Linked DNA regions of Homo sapiens: region 2 is linked to region 1. The links are chromatin loops, found by intact Hi-C in ENCODE. Cell type or tissue: PC-9. All regions are shown on one strand. Links, peaks and the distances in the headings refer to the core of each region. The heading gives the core; the rest is flanking DNA.

What was found. Peaks named below come from ENCODE experiments on the same cell type or tissue, not always from the same donor. Only the 100,000 strongest peaks of a DNase experiment are listed, where the experiment ranks them.
Region 2: a loop joins it to region 1, with 8 times the contacts of the local background. A loop is called at or near these places in 3 of 110 quality-filtered maps.

Annotation. Positions count from the first base shown.
Region 1 is chr9:16,187,872-16,196,137 of GRCh38, forward strand. No RefSeq gene overlaps it. Among named protein-coding and RNA genes, the nearest start is that of LINC03041, 84 kb to the right of the region's middle. In PC-9, for the core only: a CTCF peak has its summit at 4,453 (motif pointing right); a DNase peak (open chromatin) is centred at 3,970; H3K27ac peaks cover 1,195 bases.
Region 2 is chr9:16,464,847-16,469,846 of GRCh38, forward strand. All of the region lies in intron 5 of BNC2 (basonuclin zinc finger protein 2), which reads right to left. Among named protein-coding and RNA genes, the nearest start is that of LINC03041, 190 kb to the left of the region's middle. In PC-9, for the core only: no CTCF peak of the experiment used is centred there; no DNase peak of the experiment used is centred there.

The DNA of each region.
Region 1 (8,266 bases), core at 1,883-6,882:
TTAACAGTCCCACCAACAGTGTAAAAGTGTTCCTATTTCTCCACATCCTTTCCAGCACCTGTTGTTTCCTGACTTTTTAGTGATCGCCATTCTAACTGGTGTGAGATGGTATCTCATTGTGGTTTTGATTTGCATTTCTCTGATGGCCAGTGATGGTGAGCATTTTTTCATGTGTCGTTTGGCTGCATAAATGTCTTCTTTTGAGAAGTGTCTGTTCATATCCTTCACCCACTTTTTGATGGGGTTGTTTGTTTTTTTCTTGTAAATTTGTTTGAGTTCATTGTAGATTCTGGATATTAGCCCTTTGTCAGATGAGTAGATTGCAAAAATTTTCTCCCATTCTGTAGGTTGCCTGTTCACTCTGATGGTAGTTTCTTTTGCTGTGCAGAAGCTCTTCAGTTTAATTAGATCCCATTTGTCAATTTTGGCTTTGGTTGCCATTGCTTTTGGTGTTTTAGACATGAAGTCCTTGCCCAGGCCTATGTCCTGAATGGTATTTCCTAGGTTTTCTTCTAGGGTTTTTATGGTTTTAGGTCTAACATGTAAGTCTTTAATCCATCTTGAATTCATTTTTGTATAAGGTGTAAGGAAGGGATCCAGTTTCAGCTTTCTACATATGGCTAGCCAGTTTTCCCAGCACCATTTATTAAATAGGGAATCCTTGCCCCATTTCTTGTTTTTGTCAGGTTTGTCAAAGATCAGGTAGTTGTAGATATGCAGCATTATTTCTGAGGGCTCTGTTCTGTTCCATTGGTCTATATATCTGTTTTGGTACCAGTACCATGCTGTTTTTGTTACTGTAGCCTTGTGGTATGGTTTGAAGTCAGGTAGCGTGATGCCTCCAGCTTTGTTCTTTTGGCTTAGGATTGACTTGGCAATGCGGGCCCTGTTTTGGTTCCATGTGAACTTTAAAGTAGTTTTTTCCAACTCTATGAAGAAAGTCATTGGTAGCTTGATGGGGATAGCATTGAATCTATAAATCACCTTGGGCAGTATGGCCATTTTCACGATATTGATTCTTCCCACCCATGAGCATGGAATGTTCTTCCATTTGTTTGTGTCCTCTTTCATTTCATTGAGCAGTGGTTTGTAGTTCTCCTTGAAGAGGTCCTTCACATCCCTTGTAAGTTGGATTCCTAGGTATTTTATTCTCTTTGAAGCAATTGTGAATGGGAGTTCACTCATGATTTGGCTCTCTGTTTGTCCGTTGTTGGTGTATAAGAATGCTTGTGATTTTTGCACATTGATTTAATATTTCTATCAAGACTCACTATCAAGAAGGCACTGCAGATTTTGTGGGTTCTTAAAGTCCGTGTTGTAAAGATAAATTAGGTATATGAGGTTGAGGGGGAAAACCAGGGCAAAAAATGTTTTCCTGTGGAAACCACCAAGCTTGCTCTGGGGGTTGAGTGTGGATGTCAACTTAGGAAATCATGGGTCTTCCAGGTTATTCCTGGAATGAGAAGACCTTCAAAGAGCAACACAGGGCCATTCCAGAGGACAGATGCCACCACAGACACTGTCTTGGGCCTTCTCTGACCCAGAGCTAGAAAGGCATCTATGAAAAAATTTCCCTCCTAATCAAAACCAGCTGCTGAGTAGGGTCTATGTGCAGTTTCCAGGGGCATTGCTTCCTATAGGAGCACTGAAGTATCACTTGAATGCTAAACCTTACTAGAAATGTAACAAGATGAGAAAAGTTGCATTCATCAAAAGTACATGTGTAGATGGAATATTTCAATTAAATGTTCTTTGCAGTGGGTTGGGCTTTCACAATACTTGCATGTCTTTTCATCTTCAAAGGAAATCAGGTCTAGTTTGCTGCAGAGCTTTTGTTTATTTGAGTGGCATATGCAAATTTGAGGCAGAGCAGAATTGTTAGAAGAGCAAAGGAAAGACCTATCACTTTTCTTAACTGTCTTCTTTCTCTTTCCCTTACTCCTCCACAAAAATGTTGAACAGATATTTAAAGAAAATCAATATGGAGGCATGTTCCATTATTAGGCTTCCTACTAAGACCATCATGTCAGCATCTGGCTTTGTTCCTAATGCATTGATGGTTTAAAGCTCACTGGCCAACTTATCTTGTGACCCTAATCACCATGCTTTCTGCTATTGCACTGTTAATTATACTTCCATGAGAAAGTGGGAAAGAAAAAAGAAATAAGGAAGGGAATATAAAACAGTCAAGTATTCTACTTTTTGACAATTCTAACTTTTGAAAGAGGGGTAAAAATCAATGGAGAAGGTTGAAATGAATGTCTAAAATGAGGTTTAACACATGGGGGCCAGTTGGGGGGTGGGGGCGAGGGGAGGGAGAACATTGGGACAAATAGCTAATATATGCAGGGCTTAAAACCTAGATGACGGGTTGACAGGTGCAGCAAACCACCATGGCACACGTATACCTATGCAACAAATAGTTCTACACTTGTGTCCCAGAACTTGAAGTAAAATAAAAATACAAATGAGGTTTAAAAGTTGCCTATATCTGACTTTTAAAATCATGTACACTAAAAGGGATTTTCAAGAGGCTTTGCAGATGAGGAGGCATTGCAGATTTTCAAACTGACTGCAGGTCATGATGCTATTATAACATATAATAAAGCTAATCAATGAGGTACAGGAAAGGGTCCCTAAGACTGAAAAAGTATGAAGGATGTGTCTGGTCATCATGTCTTTTCCTTTCTCTTCCCTTTTTTTTTTTTTTTTTTTTTTTTTGAGACAGGGTCTCACTCTGTCACCCAGGCTGGAGTGCAGTGGTGCAATCCCAGCTCACTGCAGCCTTGACCTCCTGGGCTCAGGTGATCCTCTTACCTCAGTCTCCCTCATAGCTGTGACTACAGGTATGCACCACCACACCCGTCTGATTTCTGTATTTTTTTTAGAGATGGGGTTTCGCCATGTTGCCCAGGCTGGTTTCCAACACCTGGGCTCAAGTGATCCACCATCTCGGCCTCCCAGAGTGCTGGGATTCCAGGTGGGAGCCACTGTGCATGGCCCTGGTCATCATTTCTTTGTGTTCTCTTCTTCCTTTTACCTAATGAGAGATAGGGGAAGAGGACCCCAGGATTACTCAGGAAATAGCACAACCAGCCTGGGTTATGTACTTTTATTTGAGAGAGATTTATGTAGTGATTATTATATGTCAGATACTGTTCCAGCAGATTCTGAATACTAACCCATTTTATGACCATCACAACCCCATTAGGCAGGTACTGTTATTTCCATTTTATAGATGAGGCAACCAAGGCACACCACTAGTGCATGACAGCACTAGGGTGCATGCAGACAATCTGGCTCAGAATCCATGCTGTTAGCTACTAAGCCTGCCTGACCTCAGAGCTTTGCTCTTTAAATTTTTCCAGAAATCTTTACTGAAATCCCCGGTGATCTGCCTAAACTAATGAACGTACAGAGATCTGGTGCCAGTGGGAGCACAGAGACTTTGCTGTCTGGGAAGTGGTCCCTGGAAGGGCCTTCAGGATGGAACAATAGAGCAACAGAATGACTCCCAGAGGAAATTTCCCAAGTTTCACACAACTTGGGAGCAGAGGGAGGAAGGCGGGGAGGGTGAGTCTGTGGCTGGAAGATGCAGTCCATATGGGATTACATGAAGACATCTGTATATATGTGTTTGGAGGTCTGTGTACATGTGGTTCTGGTTGGGTGTCCCTGTGTGTGAAAGTGTTCATGCATTTATGTTTTAATACCCACCATATGCATGTGCGTGTGTGTGTGTGTGCATGTATGTGTTTGTATATACATCCATGGGCTTGTTAATATACATGAAAGGTGCAAGAATAGCCTCCTTGTAAAGTGACTTGGTTTCTGTCTTAGTGAATTCAAATTCACATCCAGGAATTCTAAAATCAACAATTTTTATTTTTCCTGAAAGGGCCATTATTTGCTTAGAAGTCCATAGGATGAGCAATACATTTGGCATTCTTCTCTTATCTTTAGTGAAGCTGAGGCCCAGTTGGAGACGAACACAGAGTCCCCTGGTATGCAGGCTCTCTGAGCCAGAGCCCATTCCTGTGGGCAGCCAGGACCTGTCCCTGGGGCTCATAGACATTAGCCATCCAGCTGTCAAATAGAGATATGGAAGGACCTTCCAGGTTCCATTTTTCCAAACCTTTAAATCTTAAGATCCCATCCAAGGCCAGCCCTGCTGACCCCAGCAACACTGTTTATTCAAGGGCTTTTCAGGGAGCCACTGCCTACACTGACAGGGACAAGGAGGCACAGCATAATTGCTATCTGTTGCTGCTGCTGCTGCTGCAGTTTTAGCACAAACTGTGAGCACGTCTGTGGGCATTTGTCTGTCTGCAGAGAGGTCAGTCCAGACTTCTCTCACCGGAAGGCGATGGCTGGAGTGCTATTCCTAAGGAAGCAAAGAACGAGGGGTGGAGAGAGTCGTCCCCGGAATTGCATGGCTTGGGGCTTGGTCCAGATTGCGTGGCGAGGAGGGTAAGCAGGCCCAGCAGAGGGCGCCACCGCGCTGGCTCTCTTCTCCCGCGCAGTGCAGGCAACGGGGCGGTGTTCAGGAAGGCCAAGGAAGGATAGATTCTCGATACTGTACCCCCACCCCACCCGCCTCTGCCTCCCTCCTTCTCCTATCTCTTCTCTCCTCCCTGCCCCCTCCCTCCCTTCCCACCTCTCTCTCAGTCTTTCTTTCTTTCCATCTCTAGCCCCTCACCCCCCTCCCCAACTTGAGCAGGTCACCCCAGGGAACCTCAAGTCTAGTAACTGAGTGTTAATTATGTCTGAGTGGATTCTGGAGAAAAAGAAAACCATATACTGTATCAGCAGAGAAATGGTTTCACTGTGAGGAAACTAATGATGCTTTTATCAGGAACAATATAAAGATTGCTTTTTTACTAGTGTGTGTCCCATAGGGTTCAGGGCTATGAGATATTTCTGTATCTGGCTTTAGGTTCCTCTGAGCTTTTACATAATCAAATCAATAGAGCCATGATTCACCCTCTGGCAACAACTGCTCCCTGCAAGTTTGCTGTTGCATCTTTAGTGGCGAAAGAGAAAATAAATAAATATATGGAAAGGAACTTATTATGAATCTGTAAAAACATTGATTTGTTTCGTCTTCAGTCTTCCTTTTTAATTGCTTTGCATACACATGTACACACACACTGTGAGGGTCTAGGTTCACAGCCGGTCAGAGAATGAGGTGGCTGACGATTGCCCAGGTATTTGCCATTGTCTGATGGGAAGAGATGGGTTCTGTTGAGCAGAATCAGAGGTGGAGATGTGCTGCTTGCCTGTCCTCCCGTGTCTTTTTCAGACATTTTATTCATCTTCTCTCCCATCCCTGTGAATTCCCTACATTCCAGGCATGATTTTGGTTCTTCCCTTTCTCTTTGAGTTATATTGTTTTTATCAGAAATTTCCCTCCCCTCTGCCTGGCAGAAATGATCACCCTTGGACCTACATCTGTCCCCAGCAGCATCAGTGAGGCCGCAGACTTCTCACCCTCCCCAGCCCCCATTCTAAGAACAGCTGGTTAGGACCTCAGTGAGAATACAATATGGGAGTGGGCAGGAGCAGAGAGAGCAGATCTCACCATTTACTCTGGAGACACATCTTTCCTTCTCATTTCTCCTATCCCCAAACCTCCGAGTTCACGGAAAGAGAGCACCAGGAATAACTCCTAAAGTCTTTCAGGACACAGGCAGTTTGCCACTCCTTTCCCTCCTTTCTTTAAGTAAATAAGCAAAGGCATCTTTCAGGCTAAAACATGGGGGAGGATTCAGTGTTGTGCTACTGTGTCATCTACTTTTCACAGGCAAATTTAGATGACCAGGGCCTCAAAACACAGGTGTTTCAGTGTCACTTGCTGCTTTGCATTGACAAAGTCAACCGATAAAATAGGTATGTTCAGCTGGGCTTGGAGAAATAAAAACAGGGACTCACTGGCAGTCCAGCTGGTCACAGAGACAGGGAAAGGTTGTTTTGTATTTTCTACTCCAGTCCCCAACTTAGAGGCCTTGTTCATAGATAGGCTTCATTCTTCCCATCCTTCAGAAGCAGAAAAACATTAGAAGTAATAACAGAGACGAGGCAGGAAAGAAAAGCCACTTATGTAATCAGGTGTGCTGGGACCTGGGGATGACAGTGTCACAAAAATAAAATGGCTCCCTAATGATGACAGAGTCTTATTACCAAAGCCATGCTCCTGTGACAGTGCTGCCAGGCTCCTCTGAGAGGACAGCAATGACAGAATTCTTTAAGGACCTACTTTGGGTAAATATTTGTCCCTAAAGAACATCATCTTTGAGGACCCTCAATCCTATAATCTGGGAGTCCCAGGCATTTGGACAGATGGGATCCAGCTTGGGTTTCAGGAAAGAAAGGGACTTTCATACAGCGCTGGGGACTGTGATACCAGCAACACAGTGTATTAGCATACAAACAATTGCAATGGTGGCCATTTATTGAATATCTACCTTGTACCAAAGACTATGCCGGGAGCTTTGTGCAGACTATTGCATTAAGTTAACTTTCACCCTCAAGACAGTATAGCAAAGAAAGGCTTATTATTCCCATAATTGGGACTTGAGACTCAAAAAGATTACATAATTTGCTCAAGGCCACGGAATTGGTACAAGATTGAGCGGGGTTCCAACTAAGTCTCTTTGAGCCTCACATCTCCGGTCTTCCTGCCATGCCAGCATCATAGAAAGTGTTGAAAACATGCTAAGTTAACCTTGAATGGATCCTGGACAACTTTATTTAAAAATTATATAATTATGTACTTTAAAAACGTATTCAAAATCTTATTGTTACCACATTAAACCATGGATATTATTCTTAGAAAAAGGCTATTCTTTGGCTTAAAAAAAGGGAATCGCTATAAATCAAGTAAGTAAATATATTGAGATGATAGGGAGGATGGATACAGTAAAAATTATGAAGGAGATGAACAGATGACTGGAGGTTGGGGGATGCCACAGCCGGCTGTGCTGCCTTGAAGGGCAGTGAGAATGTTGTTAGTAGCTGCCTAGAATGTTGTGTAGAGAAGGAGTCTGAGGCCCCATGCATTGTCTGTTAGTGACGTCTGCCATGGCGCACGGGGAAGCACTGGAGGTTGCTGGGGGTAACAGCAAATTGTGAGGTCTCCTCGCTCTCTTGAATCAAGCCCAACATGCTCCTTTTTCAGAGGAGGAGGAAGCCCAGAGAAATGAACTGAACTTTTCAAATGTCTCAAGGCAATGATTCTACAACCAGTTGCCTCTTTCTAAGAGGCCCAAACATTTACTCGTGGTTCCCAGTCAATATATTTTGTCTTTTGGGGAGTGGGGATCATGGTTTTTAATAATTTCACCCAGTTTAGATTCTTTCCAGTAGAAAGGCAGACCTGGATTAGAATCCTGCCTTATTCCACGTGTGCTACAGGAAGTAACCGTGTCCCTTTTAACCTCTGAAGTTTCTTCCTCTGTGTAGTGGAGTACGTCACCATCACAGTGCTGTTGTGAGGGTTGAATGAAATAAACCACCTAGAGCATTGATTATGAAATGCAAAGTCGAAGTTCAAGAAATGGTGCCTAATGTTGTCTCTTTCCCTTGTCTACAAAATGGATACTTGTTACAAGCCTACCAGGTGCCTCAACCTTTAACCAGTAGGGTTTTCACTACCATGAAACAAGGGGCAATTCCATGTTCGACACATGCTCGGGAGGCTCTGCTGACTCTCCCAGGCCTTCATGGCCATCATCGTTGGGCATGCAGCCCACCACCCTCCCAGCACAGACACACAGATCCCGACCACACACTCCCAACCAGAAATATCCAAAAATACACTAAGAAAAATCCAATAATACTTACTTGAGGTTCTTAAACTCTTTCTTTGGGGGTAGATAGATACAAGGCAGTAAACCAGCATAGGGAAAGAAAAATAGCAAAAAACAAACAAACCAAAAAAACACCTAATAAAAAAATCCCATAGGAAGGAAATGGAACCCCCCCCCACCCACCCCAAAATGGATCTAAACTGTGTGGTTGCCGGAGCTGCTTTCCTGAAAAGAGGGCCAGAAACTGAGAGCATGGAGCGCTTAGACTGGAATTGTTTTCTAAACAGAATTTTTTAGGGTATATTTTTCACATATATTACCCTTTCTCAAAATGCCCTGGCCAAAAGTAGTAAAAATGCTGTACTATTAAACTTAAGTTAGGGGCCTGTGTTGGCTGAGGGACCCAGCTGGGTTTCTTCTGGCAACCGGAGAAAGAAGGAGGCGGGAAAGTGCCACTG
Region 2 (5,000 bases), core at 1-5,000, 280 kb after region 1:
TTCTTTCATAAGTCTTCCATCAAGATGGGTGATGTCTGTGACTGAACTATGATCTATATGCTTACACCTAAATAAATTAGGAAGTGATAGCTCCTCCTATGGCCTTTCCAATGCTAACTTAGCCCTCAGGATGATTCAGTGAATTCTAACACACGACTTTTAATCATTTCACTCTCTTGCCCAAAGTTCTGTAATGGCTCCCTGTCTTCCAGAAGAGTAGTCAACAGGCCCATGATCAGTTACAAAATATTAGCACACAGTGCCACTCTGGTATATTTACAGGAGTAAGATTGAAATGTGTTAATAAGGCCAGGCCTGGCGGCTCACGCCTGTAATCCCAACACTTTGAGAGGCTAAGGCAGGTGGATGATCTGAGGTCGGCAGTTCAAGACCAGCCTGGCCAACATGGCAAAACCCCATCTCTACTAAAAATACAAAAATTAGCCAGGTGTGGTGGCAGGCGCCTGTAGTCCCAGCTACTATGGAGGCTTAGGCATGAGAATCGCTTGAACCCAAAAGGCAGAGGTTGCAATGAGCTGAGATTGTGCAACTACACTGTAGCCTGGGCGACAGTGAGACTCCAACTCCAAAAAAAAAAAAAAAAAAGGGTTAATAACCGGTAGGGCCAGGCAACAAGGCAACAATCAATCTGAACAGATGCCAACATGCCATTACTGATTAGAACAAACACCAGCCATAAAAACAATTATTGGGTCACAATTGTATACTGGTTGACTATCACGTTCAAATTACATACACGTACTTACAATACTAATATTTAATGCCTTATAAATATATTACACATATAACATGAATATTATAAGACAAATTATAACAAGATAAGGAAAAAAATCAACAGAAATTCAACACTTTCTTAACATATCTCAATAAACTGCCTAAATTAGCTATCTAAAAAAAGTTCCACTTAGGAGATGACTGGTACAGAGTATGCAATTAAAATGCCTTCTTCTGGTTCTGGCCAGGGCATTCAGGCAGGAGAAGGAAATAAAGGGTATTCAATTAGGAAAAGAGGAAGTCAAATTGTCCCTGTTTGCAGACGACATGACTGTTTATCTAGAAAACCCCATCGTCTCAGCCCAAAATCTCCTTAAGCTGATAAGCAACTTCAGCAAAGTCTCAGGATACAAAATCAATGTACAAAAATCACAAGCATTCTTATACACCAACAACAGACAAACAGAGAGCCAAATCATGAGTGAACTCCCATTCACAATTGCTTCAAAGAGAATAAAATACCTAGGAATCCAACTTACAAGGGATGTGAAGGACCTCTTCAAGGAGAACTACAAACCACTGCTCAAGGAAATAAAAGAGGACACAAACAAATGGAAGAACATTCCATGCTCATGGGTAGGAAGAATCAATATCGTGAAAATGGCCATACTGCCCAAGGTAATTTACAGATTCAATGCCATCCCCATCAAGCTACCAATGACTTTCTTCACAGAATTGGAAAAAACTACTTTAAAGTTCATATGGAACCAAAAAAGAGCCCGCATCGCCAAGTCAATCCTAAGCCAAAAGAACAAAGCTGGAGGCATCACACTACCTGACTTCAAACTATACTACAAGGCTACAGTAACCAAAACAGCATGGTACTGGTACCAAAACAGAGATATAGATCAATGGAACAGAACAGAGCCCTCAGAAATAATGCCGCATATCTACAACTATCTGATCTTTGACAAACCTGAGAAAAACAAGCAATGGGGAAAGGATTCCCTATTTAATAAATGGTGCTGGGAAAACTGGCTAGCCATATGTAGAAAGCTGAAACTGGATCCCTTCCTTATACCTTATACAAAAATCAATTCAAGATGGATTAAAGATTTAAACGTTAGACCTAAAACCATAAAAACCCTAGAAGAAAACCTAGGCATTACCATTCAGGACATAGGCGTGGGCAAGGACTTCATGTCCAAAACACCAAAAGCAATGGCAACAAAAGCCAAAATTGACAAATGGGATCTAATTAAACTAAAGAGCTTCTGCACAGCAAAAGAAACTACCATCAGAGTGAACAGGCAACCTACAACATGGGAGAAAATTTTCGCAACCTACTCATCTGACAAAGGGCTAATATCCAGAATCTACAATGAACTCAAACAAATTTACAAGAAAAAAACAAACAACCCCATCAAAAAGTGGGCGAAGGACATGAACAGACACTTCTCAAAAGAAGACATTTATGCAGCCAAAAAACACATGAAGAAATGCTCATCATCACTGGCCATCAGAGAAATGCAAATCAAAACCACTATGAGATATCATCTCACACCAGTTAGAATGGCAATCATTAAAAAGTCAGGAAACAACAGGTGCTGGAGAGGATGTGGAGAAATAGGAACACTTTTACACTGTTGGTGGGACTGTAAACTAGTTCAACCATTGTGGAAGTCAGTGTGGCGATTCCTCAGGGATCTAGAACTAGAAATACCATTTGACCCAGCCATCCCATTACTGGGTATATACCCAAAGGACTATAAATCATGCTGCTATAGAGACACAGGCACACGTATGTTTATTGCGGCACTATTCACAATAGCAAAGACTTGGAACCAACCCAAATGTCCAACAATGATAGACTGGATTAAGAAAATGTGGCACATATACACCATGGAATACTATGCAGCCATAAAAAATGATGAGTTCATGTCCTTTGTAGGGACATGGATGAAATTGGAAACCATCATTCTCAGTAAACTATCGCAAGAACAAAAAACCAAACACCGCATATTCTCACTCATAGGTGGGAACTGAACAATGAGATCACATGGACACAGGAAGGGGAATATCACACTCTGGGGACTGTGGTGGGGTCGTGGGAGGGGGGAGGGATAGCATTGGGAGATATACCTAATGCTAGATGACACGTTAGTGGGTGCAGCGCACCAGCATGGCACATGTATACATATGTAACTAACCTGCACAATGTGCACATGTACCCTAAAACTTAGAGTATAATAAAAAAAAAAAATTAAAAAAAAAAAAATGCCATCTTCTGGATAACAAGGTCTCTCATGATCTGGTGCCTGACCAGGTTCTTATGCTTCAGAAATACTGATGCACAAAATCCTGGAACATGCTATCACTTCTTCCAATTCTATCCTTGAGTGGATGCTGTTCTGTTACTGTGTTCCTGAAAAACTCCTAATCTCATTTCTTTCTTTCTCTTTTTTTTTTTTTTTTTTTGAGACAGGTTCTCACCTGTCACCCAGGCTGGAGTGCAGTGGCACCAACATGGCTCACTGCAGCCTTGACCTCCTGGGCTCAAGTGATTTTCCTGCCTCGACCCTCCAAAGTGCTAGGATTATAGGCATGAGCCACCATGCCTGGCCCTACACTCATTTCTTGAGCATCACTTTGAATGCTACCTACCTCTTTTGCAAAGTCTTCCTTGACTGCCCAAGACACACTTAGAGACTCCTTTCGCTACTAGAGTTACAATAACAATAGCTAATATGTTTTGAACATTTGTTTTCCACCAAGTATTCTGCTAGGTATTTTATATGCAGTATCTTTATTTTTTTTTATTTTTTATTTTTTTGAGATGGAGTCTCGCTCTGTCACCAGGCTGGAGTACAGAGGCATGATCTCGGCTCACTGCAACCTCTGCCTCCCAGGTTCAAGCAACTCTCCCGCCTCAGCCTCCCGAATAGCTGGGACTACAGGCGTGCACCACCACGCCTGGCTACTTTTTGTATTTTTAGTAGAGACGAGGTTTCACCACGTTGGCCAGAATGGTCTTGATCTCTTGACCTCATGATCCCACCTCGGCCTCCCAAAGTGCTGGGATTACAGGTGTGAGCCACCACACCCGGACTATATGCAGTATCTTGAATAATTTCCCCAACAACCACCAGAAGGTAGGTACTATTATCATCTCCAAGCTGAGGTTTAAGAGGCTTAAAAGTGTTATTCAAGGTGACACAGCTAACAGAAGGCAGAGGAGGTATCTAGGCCCAAATGTGACACTGAGGTGCATACTCATATACCTCTAGTTGTCCATATCCCCAATAATACAAATATCACATAGCATTGCAATTGTCAGTTTGCATGACAACAGGGATAGTAACTTTTCACTCTTATATTCACAGAAAACTAATGAAAATGTTTGCTGAATGAATATATCTAGTTAAAATCTTGGATTTTAAAAATTAATTATGAGCTTTTCAGCTTATGTGCTATGGAACATTATACTTTATACCTGTGTGTGCTTTTTATATTTTAAACACTGCTAACAAACTAGGTACTGTATATGACTAAATTTTAGTTTATAAGGAGTAAAACTTGCTTTCACCTACAGCAATAAGCAGCTCAGAAAAAGTGAACATGCTCTCAAACAGTACTAATGATTTGATATGGTTTGGCTCTGTCCCCACCAAAATCTCAACTTGAGTAGTATCTCCCAGAATTCCCACATGTTGTAGGAAGGACCCGGGGGAGGTAACTGAATCATGGGGGCTGGTCTTTCCCATGCTGTTCTCGAGATAGTGATGAAGCCTCACGAGATTTGATGGGTTTTTCAGGGGTTTCTGCTTTTGCTTCTTCCTCATTTTTTCTCTTGCTGTCACTATGTAAGCAGTGGCTTTCGCCTCTCACCATGATTCTGAGGCCTCCTTAGCCATGGGGAACTGTAAGTCCAATTAAACCTCTTTTTGTTCCTAGTCTCTGGTATGTCTTTATCAGCAACATGAAAACAAACTAATACAGTAAATTGGTACCAGTAGAGTGGGGCGTTGCTGAAAAGACACCCGAAAATGTGAAAGCGACTTAGGAACTGGGTAACAGGCAGAGGCTGGAACAGTTTGGAGGGCTCAACAGACAGGAAAATGTGGAAGTTTGGAACTTCCTAGAGATGTGTTGAATGGCTTTGCCCAAAATGCTGATAGCAATATGGACAATAAAATTCAGATGACGTGGTCTCAGATGAAGATGAGGAACTTGAAGGGAACTGGAGCAAAGGTGACTTTTGTTAT